Linked DNA regions of Mus musculus: region 1 is linked to region 2. Evidence: chromatin contacts called from ENCODE Hi-C data. All regions are on one chromosome and are shown on one strand. The core of a region is the stretch at or near the end of the contact, and the rest is flanking DNA. Distances in the headings are between cores, read along the strand shown.

Region 1 (3,820 bases), core at 69-2,568, about 64 Mb after region 2:
CCCAATGCAAAGGGAAATCCAGGTCCTTGTTAGGTCTCAAACCTGGGACGAGTGGCTAACTAAGGCACCTGTTTAATACATCAAGGAGGTCACCAAATTCTCCCAGCATCCCTCAGTCCCTATCTGTTACAGAGAATGGTTGCCATACCCTACCTGCTACCCTAAACTTCTCCAGCCCTGGAGCTGGGTGGATCTTCCCCTCAGCTGCCTCTTTCTGGTATAATCCAGCCATTTTGGTTACATTTCATCTTTTGCCTACCCTTTATTCTCCTCACTCTCCTCCCCCCCCTCTCCCCACCACATGGCCTGGATGTACGGAGCATCTTCACTCTGGAGTCTCCCAGATGTCTCTGCCTCTGACTATGTTCTCCTGTTAATCTACAATAAACCTCCTTCTCTCCCATACCTAGGAGTGGCCATGTCCTTTTATTTTTATTCCTTTTTTTTTATTCAGTACTTCTGAATAAGTATTTAAAAAGCAAGATAACAGCACAAATGAGCATGTTAAAATAGAAAGTCCTTTCCTTTAAATTATGCTAGGGGTATAGTCCAGTAGTAGAATTTAGCGTACATAAGGCATGAGGTTTAATCCCAAACCCTTTAAAAATATTAGCATAAATATTTCCATTCTTCCTTATATTCTATAGTACTTTTGTTTAAAAAAATAATACCAATATAAAAATATTTAACTGATATATGGAATCACAGAAATTTCAGTTAGTAATTTGTGGCTTGTGTTTGTGTATACCACAGGTTCTTGTAACAGGTGAAATGCTGCACTAAACTAAACAGGGGTTAGGGAGAGGGCTCAGTGGGTAAAAGCACTTGCCATACAAGTGGGAGGATCCAAGTTCGAATCCCAAGAACCAAAGGGAAAGCTAGACTTGTAGGGTCAGCTGTAATCCCAACACTCCCATGGAGGGATGGCAGGCAGAGATTGGAGAACCCCTGGTATGCTCATGAGCCAATTGGCCTAATAAAACAGGAAAACAAGAGACCTTGTCTCAAACAAAATGGAAGTTTTGAGTATGTGGTATGACCCCCACATGCTACACACACACACATACACACACACAAAACTACACCTTGGAAATAGTGTGACATTGTAATGGTGGCATTCTATGCCTCTGTCTCCAGAATCTGGGAAAAAAAACCAACTCTGTTTAGCCCCCTTTCGGTCTCCTGTTGTGGTTGTCCCAGACTGACCACCTTATGAAAGAACACAGGACACTCCCTGTAGTGGCTATTCCTGGTTGTCAACTTGACTATATTTGGAATGAACTACAATCCAGAATTGGAAGGCTCACCAGTGACCCTTATCTGGAGGCTTGGAGATAGAAGTTTCTGATCTGGATCTTGGTATGGAGATCTTGAGCCATAGTGGCTATGGATTCCAGAAGATTAAATCTCCGAGTTTAAGGAACACACCTTTAATCTGGGCTACACCTTCTGCTGGAGACAATATAAGGACATTGGAAGAAGGGAGTCTAGCTCTTGCTCCTTTGCCTGCTTACTGTGTGAGACTGAGTAACTGCTAGATCCTTGGACTTCCATTCACAGCTGCGACTGAACCATTGTTGGGAATTGGGCTGCCGACTGTAAGTCATCAATAAATTCCTTTACTATCTAGAGACTATCCGTAAGTTCTGTGACTCTAGAGAACCCTGACTAATACACTCCCTAACCTTGTTAGATTTGGTGAAGGGCCATTCCCCTCTCAAGTCTTATCTCTTTTCTCTGAACATGAAAAATACTTATGTTTTCCCAAGTGAGACTAGACCTTGGGGCATTGTGTCAGGGTGTATGGATGATATTGCAAACTGTTACCCTGGAAAGTCTTTATGACGACAGGATAGGTGATAAAATTCAAGGAAACATTTCATCAGAAGAGCCCCAGGGTGTTCCAAATGCAATCAAGGAGAAAGATAGCTGGGGAAGAAATGTAAACAGGCACAAAACGGGAGGGTGGAAGTGATTCAGCTGCTGTAAAAACAGGGCTGTGTTTCATGGGTCAGTCTATTTCTGTACAAACCATGCATTACCCCACAGGACTCATTGTTCAAAGACAATATGAAAAGAAATCCTGCTTCCTTTACCTGTGTCCCAGGGGACTTCCTGTTGGCTGAAAGGACAGGTATTCACAAAGGTTCCTAAGCCTGAATTGAAAGTTAGCTGTGTTCCCTAAGGACCATGCTTTCTGGAATCCAGCCCTGAGTTTATAAATAATGCAAACAGAGGCTGGGAAAAGGGGCAGCTCCCAGTGGGAGGATTTCTCCCTAGTTACACTCTACAATGCTCTCATTCATTTTGCTCAGACCTGGATTTGTTACGAGCAAGCTAGTTAACCTTTCTACTTTCTGTCCTCTCCTGAAACTGAAGAGAATGACAGTGGTGACTTCAAGGTCCTGTTATGGCTATTGGAAGAGAGTGTGCCTTTTCAGTGCCTGCTGCACAGGGGAGGGGGGGAAGGTAGGAGGGGGGGGGGGGGGTAGGCAGGGGGCGTGGCACATGATAAGCATGGTGTCTTTTCCTTAACCCTCTCAGAAATTCTTAAAAGGTTCTTCCTTGAATCTTCATCATTTAACAGCTAATTGCAATACTGTCCTGTAACCTGTAACATTCGTTTCTTTTTCTCCCAAGTTAGTCTTTCCCGTGCATTATAGAGTTCACAGGGGACACACTGTATTTTAAAGCTGTGGCTTTGCCGGGCAGTAGTGGCACATGCCTTTAATCCCAGAACTTGGGAGGCAGAGACAGGTGGATTTCTGGGTTCGAGGCCAGCCTGGTCTACAGAGTTAGTTCCAGGACAGCCAAGGCTACACAGAGAAGCCCTGTCTCGAAACCAAAAAGAAAAAAAAAAAAAAAAAGCTGTGGCTTTACAGCATACAAAGCATGTCTGCAGACCCTCAGTTAATGTCTTTTGCATCTTCCACTTGCCCAGCCCACAACTGGATGTGGAAGTAGTACTCAGCGGCTTGTATGAGGTGATGGGTGTTTTTATGTTTTGTTTGTTTGTTTGTTTTATCACAAGGTGAATCCCTTACCTGGATGAGTAAGAGCACAAGTTTTCATTTTGAAGAAAGAGGACAGTATATTTGCAGTTATCTACAACGAACACTTGTCATCTTGAAGATTTTTACCCTGTTAGGTTGAACAGAACAGAGTGATTATCAGGCCTTCCTTCTGGGAGTATTGTGGTGGAGTTTGTGGTATGGTGGTCCTTTGGAAAGCTAAAGGCAAAACCTGAGATGAGATTGGGATGGTGGAGCCCATTGCTAAGCAACTGAATCGGGTCTAGACTACACAGGAACAAAACTTCTTTGTTCAGTACGCTGAAGAGTCACTCAATGGAAGCTGCTGAGTAGAATCTTACCTGCAACATGAATCGTGTTATCCAAAGTGCCGATCAGTGATCGTTAACTAATCTTTATGGCAGTCTGACAGTAGCTCATAGCTCTGTTTTCTTAGCCTTTTGTTATTTCGCTCTTTTTCATTTTTGGGGTGTGTGTGTGTGTGTGTGTGTGTGTGTGTGTGTGTGTGTGTGGTGTGTGTGTGTGTGGTGTGTGTGTGTGTGTGTGTATGTGTGTGTGTGTGTGGTGTGTGTGTGTGTGTGTGTGTGTGTGTGGTCTATGTGCAGGCAGGCACAGAAAGGTAGAAGGTACAAATACCTACCACCCTCTATCTATCCCTCTATAGCTACCATCCTCTATCCCTCTATAGCTACCATCCTCTATCCCTCTATAGCTACCATCCTCTATCCCTCTATAGCTACCATCCTCTATCCCTCTATAGCTACCATCCTCTATCTCTCTATAGCTAC
Region 2 (3,479 bases), core at 802-3,301:
ACTGAAAACCATGAAGGAGGGTTTCTCAAGCTTTCCAAGAAAAAAAAAACCAACAAGCCCGTCAGAAGAGGGTGGAGGGAGGGAAGGAAGTTCTGCGTTCCCCTGTTTGGTTAAACCTTTGGTCTCTCTGCTTTGTTTTGCTCTTTCTGTTCTGTTTCTCTCTTGAAGAGATAAAAGTATTGTGCTGGCTTAAAATTTCAGTGGAAAAAAAGTATTTTAACTTCGGTGTGGAAGGGTAGGCAAGAGTTTTTTGCTCTTTCTTCTTTACATTTCGCTGGCTATATACAAAGGCAACGAATTTAAAAGGCAGGTTATCACAGCCCTGACATACTAATTCCAAACCTTCTCCTCACCAGGTCCACAAATATTTATTTTATGCTCACTGTCTGTTAGTTTCTGGGATGCCAGGCCTGTGAGGCAGTCTTTCTACTTTCCTGGGAACAAGCTCTTGCATGCAATCCACAGACAAAATAATCAGAGGGCAATCCACCTCATTCCTCTAGCAGCTGCCAACCAAAACCTGAATCTCAGAGCAGAGTTAACCAGCCAATAAACCAGTGTGAGTAAAATACATTCAATAACAACTAGAACGCCAGCAATTGCTGGAGACCCTGGATAAGGGGACCGGTCACCTCTGTCCTTGCTAGGAAGTTTAATGCCTTGCCATGGCGATCAGGGCTGAGGGTGGGCAGAGAGTAGTGGAGAGTTACCTGAGAGCTCAGGTAGATTTTGAGGCACTCCTCGCACACCGCCTTCTTGCAGCAGGGCAGGGGCTTGATGGGTTTGTCTTCCAGGCACACCCGGCACATCAGCACCATGAGGGGCGCATAGGGGTCCCCTACTCCCCCCAGGCCAGAGTAGGGTGGAGCCCCTAATAGGCCAGGCACGGAGAAGGGCTCCGGAGCCAGGTAGAACTCCAGCTCGATGCTGCCGCCGTCGGGGGAAAGGGGGTCAGCCGGGAGCGACAGCGGGGAGCTGGGGAAGGAGGGCGGCGGGCTGGCGGGAATCGGCCCCAGCGGTGCTTGAGGTGGGGACTCCGACGGCGACGGGGACTCGGCGGAGGGGGCCTCGGGCAAGTCGCTCTCCACGCAGTACACGGAGCAGAGGACTTGCGGCTTGGCGGGGGGCGGGTGTCGCTGGGCCAGCACGTCCAGGAGCAGCCCGTCGGGGGGCTGCTGGCCGGGGGGCGCCTCCCGTGGCCCCGCTCCCTCCGCCTCGCGCTCCAGCTGCAGTTCCAGACTCTGGGGGTCCAGGGGCCCGCTGAGTGGCAGTCGCGCGGGCTGCCCTGCCGGGGCCCGGTTGCTCGCAGGCTCCTGGACACTCGCGTCCACGCAGCCCGGGTCTCTGCCGCCGCCGCCGCCGTTCGGCCGTGAAGAGGAGGCTGCAGCGCGCGGCCCGGCTGTCCGGACGCGGTCCCCTCGCGGCCTGGGGGACTCGGGCTGGCCCGCCGAGCCTCCGCCAGAGGCCCGCGCCCCGCCGCTGCCGCTCACCGTGCTCTGCTCCTCGCCCATCGCCGCCCGCGGCCTGCGCCGCCGCCGCCCATCCAGCCGCCCGGACCCCCAGCCGGCGCCGGGCAGCGCGGGCAAGCGGCTCCGCTCCACTCGCGGCGGCCCTTCTGCTTCCGGATCCCTCCTCCGGGGCCGGGACGCCCCAAGCGCCCTCCGGGGAGCCCGGGCTCCCGGGCCGCAGCGTGCGGGCAGCCGGCTCCTCCTCCTCCACCTCGTAGTCGTCGTCTTCCTCCTCGTCCGGCGCGGCCGGGCACCGCCTCGAGGACTCCGAGGGCCTCAGGCTGAGGGGGCCCGGCCCGCATGCACGTCGCGGCGCTGCCGCGGACCCGCGAGTCCCGGGTGGGGCGGAAGAGTTCCCGGGAGGCGGGAGGAGACGGTCAGCCCCGCGCCATCCCTGCCTCCGCGGCGGGGCGCGCAGCCGGCGATCCCGAGGGTCGCCGGGCCTGTGGCGTCACCGAGAGGTGGCCGAGTCCGCAAGCAGTGGCTGGTGTCCCTGGAGGAGAAGCGGGAGACCTCCCTCTCCTCGTGCAGCACCTAGGGCCCTGCTCCCTCCCCTCACCCCACCCCTTTGGCACACACCTCCCCACACGTACACACATACGCGCGCGGGCGCCCACGCACACAGTCGCACGCACACAGGAGTGAGGGTGATCTAAGCTGAGCTGTGCTCTCACCCCTAAGAATTCCCACTCGGCCCCAGCCAAATGCTTAAGCGCTTGCAGGCGCCCCTTAGTGCTCTGCTTTAAGTAGAACTTCCGACAAAAACTGCTGGACCCTGGGCTCTGGACGGAGAACACACTGGGATGTCACGCTCGAGAAGTAGAGGCGATGGTGTGCATTCTACCTGGTGCGATAGGAAGGATCTTCGAAAACCATAAATAACCCAAAAGCACTTGTCGTCTGCTCCTCCAACTATAATATTTACAAGCACTAAGGAATAACTAATCTGACATTTACTGCTTTTCCTCTGCTCAGTGTTCTCTCGCGAATTATTTTTGTGGGCTCTTGGGGTTTTGTTTGTTTGTTTGTTTGGTTTTTGTTTTGTTTCTGAACCCCTTTAAGTGGGTAGCCTGGCCTGATTAATCAGCTGGATCATCATTAGGAATCAGGGAAACTTATTAACATAACCATATTCATACCCAAAACTGTTTCCAAGGCAACAATTATATCTCAGCCAGAACTTAATTATGTGTTGATCTATCTTTATTTTACAGGAAGTATTAGTCACCCAAACACTGGTGTGATTTAGTTTTCTAAAGCCAATGAAAACATTTTTGGGAAGCCAACCATTTTTATTTTTTTAAAATAGGGAGGGAATTCAATTTACACATTCATGTCAAAGGAAAAATCTGTTAAATGTGTAGATTATTTTTTAACCTTGAAGTTGTTATTGATTTGTTCTAAAATATTTTCCAAGGCAAATGCAAAGGCTACAAGGGAACTAAGAATTCAGTATTGACCAAGCAGAGACCCAAAGGTCATGGGTTTCAATCAGGTGCGGTTGAAGCTCAGGTACACCAGAGCATGGTGACTTGCCGCCAGATGCCCTGGCACTCAGTAGTCTGACCCAAGAATGAAGAATAACTATTTTTTGATGATTAAATGGTACTCAGGCAGCCTGGAGAGATAGCTCACTCACTCAATCCTCAGTATCCACCTCAGAAACACAACCCGCTGGAAAGCCCAGACAGGTAAGTGGACGGATGTTGCTGGGACTCCAGAAGACTCCATCTCCCTGTTCAAGGATTGCCCTTTCTTTCCTTACCAGGACTTCTTCCTGCTACATGCTGCTAGCATTTCTGAGCAACATGTCATCTTCCTCTAGGTAAATCCTCTCGTGCCTGACTCCTGGGCCTGGCACCTCTAGCATGAGGTCTGGGACTCACAGGTCCCCAACAGCACAGAGGAATCATAACGCAATCCTATAATGGTGGGTCTTTGCTCAGTCTATCCCAGGTTCATGGAGCACCA

What was found. A loop is a pair of places that touch in the nucleus more often than their neighbours do.
Region 1: a map of T-helper 2 cell shows a loop between it and region 2 (151-fold over the local background). The contact joins the promoter of 2310039L15Rik here to the promoter of Rnf217 in region 2. A Hi-C loop is called at or near these places in 5 of 37 maps with a recorded cell type or tissue (T-helper 1 cell, T-helper 17 cell, T-helper 2 cell and 1 more).

What each region holds. Positions count from the first base shown.
Region 1 is chr10:95,334,958-95,338,777 of GRCm38, forward strand. It overlaps 2310039L15Rik (RIKEN cDNA 2310039L15 gene), which reads left to right and starts at 1,319. Exons shown (of 3, transcript NR_045337.1): 1 at 1,319-1,598.
Region 2 is chr10:31,607,674-31,611,152 of GRCm38, forward strand. Rnf217 (ring finger protein 217) reads right to left here and starts at 2,052. Exons shown (of 6, transcript NM_001146349.1): 1 at 711-2,052. The coding sequence starts at 1,511.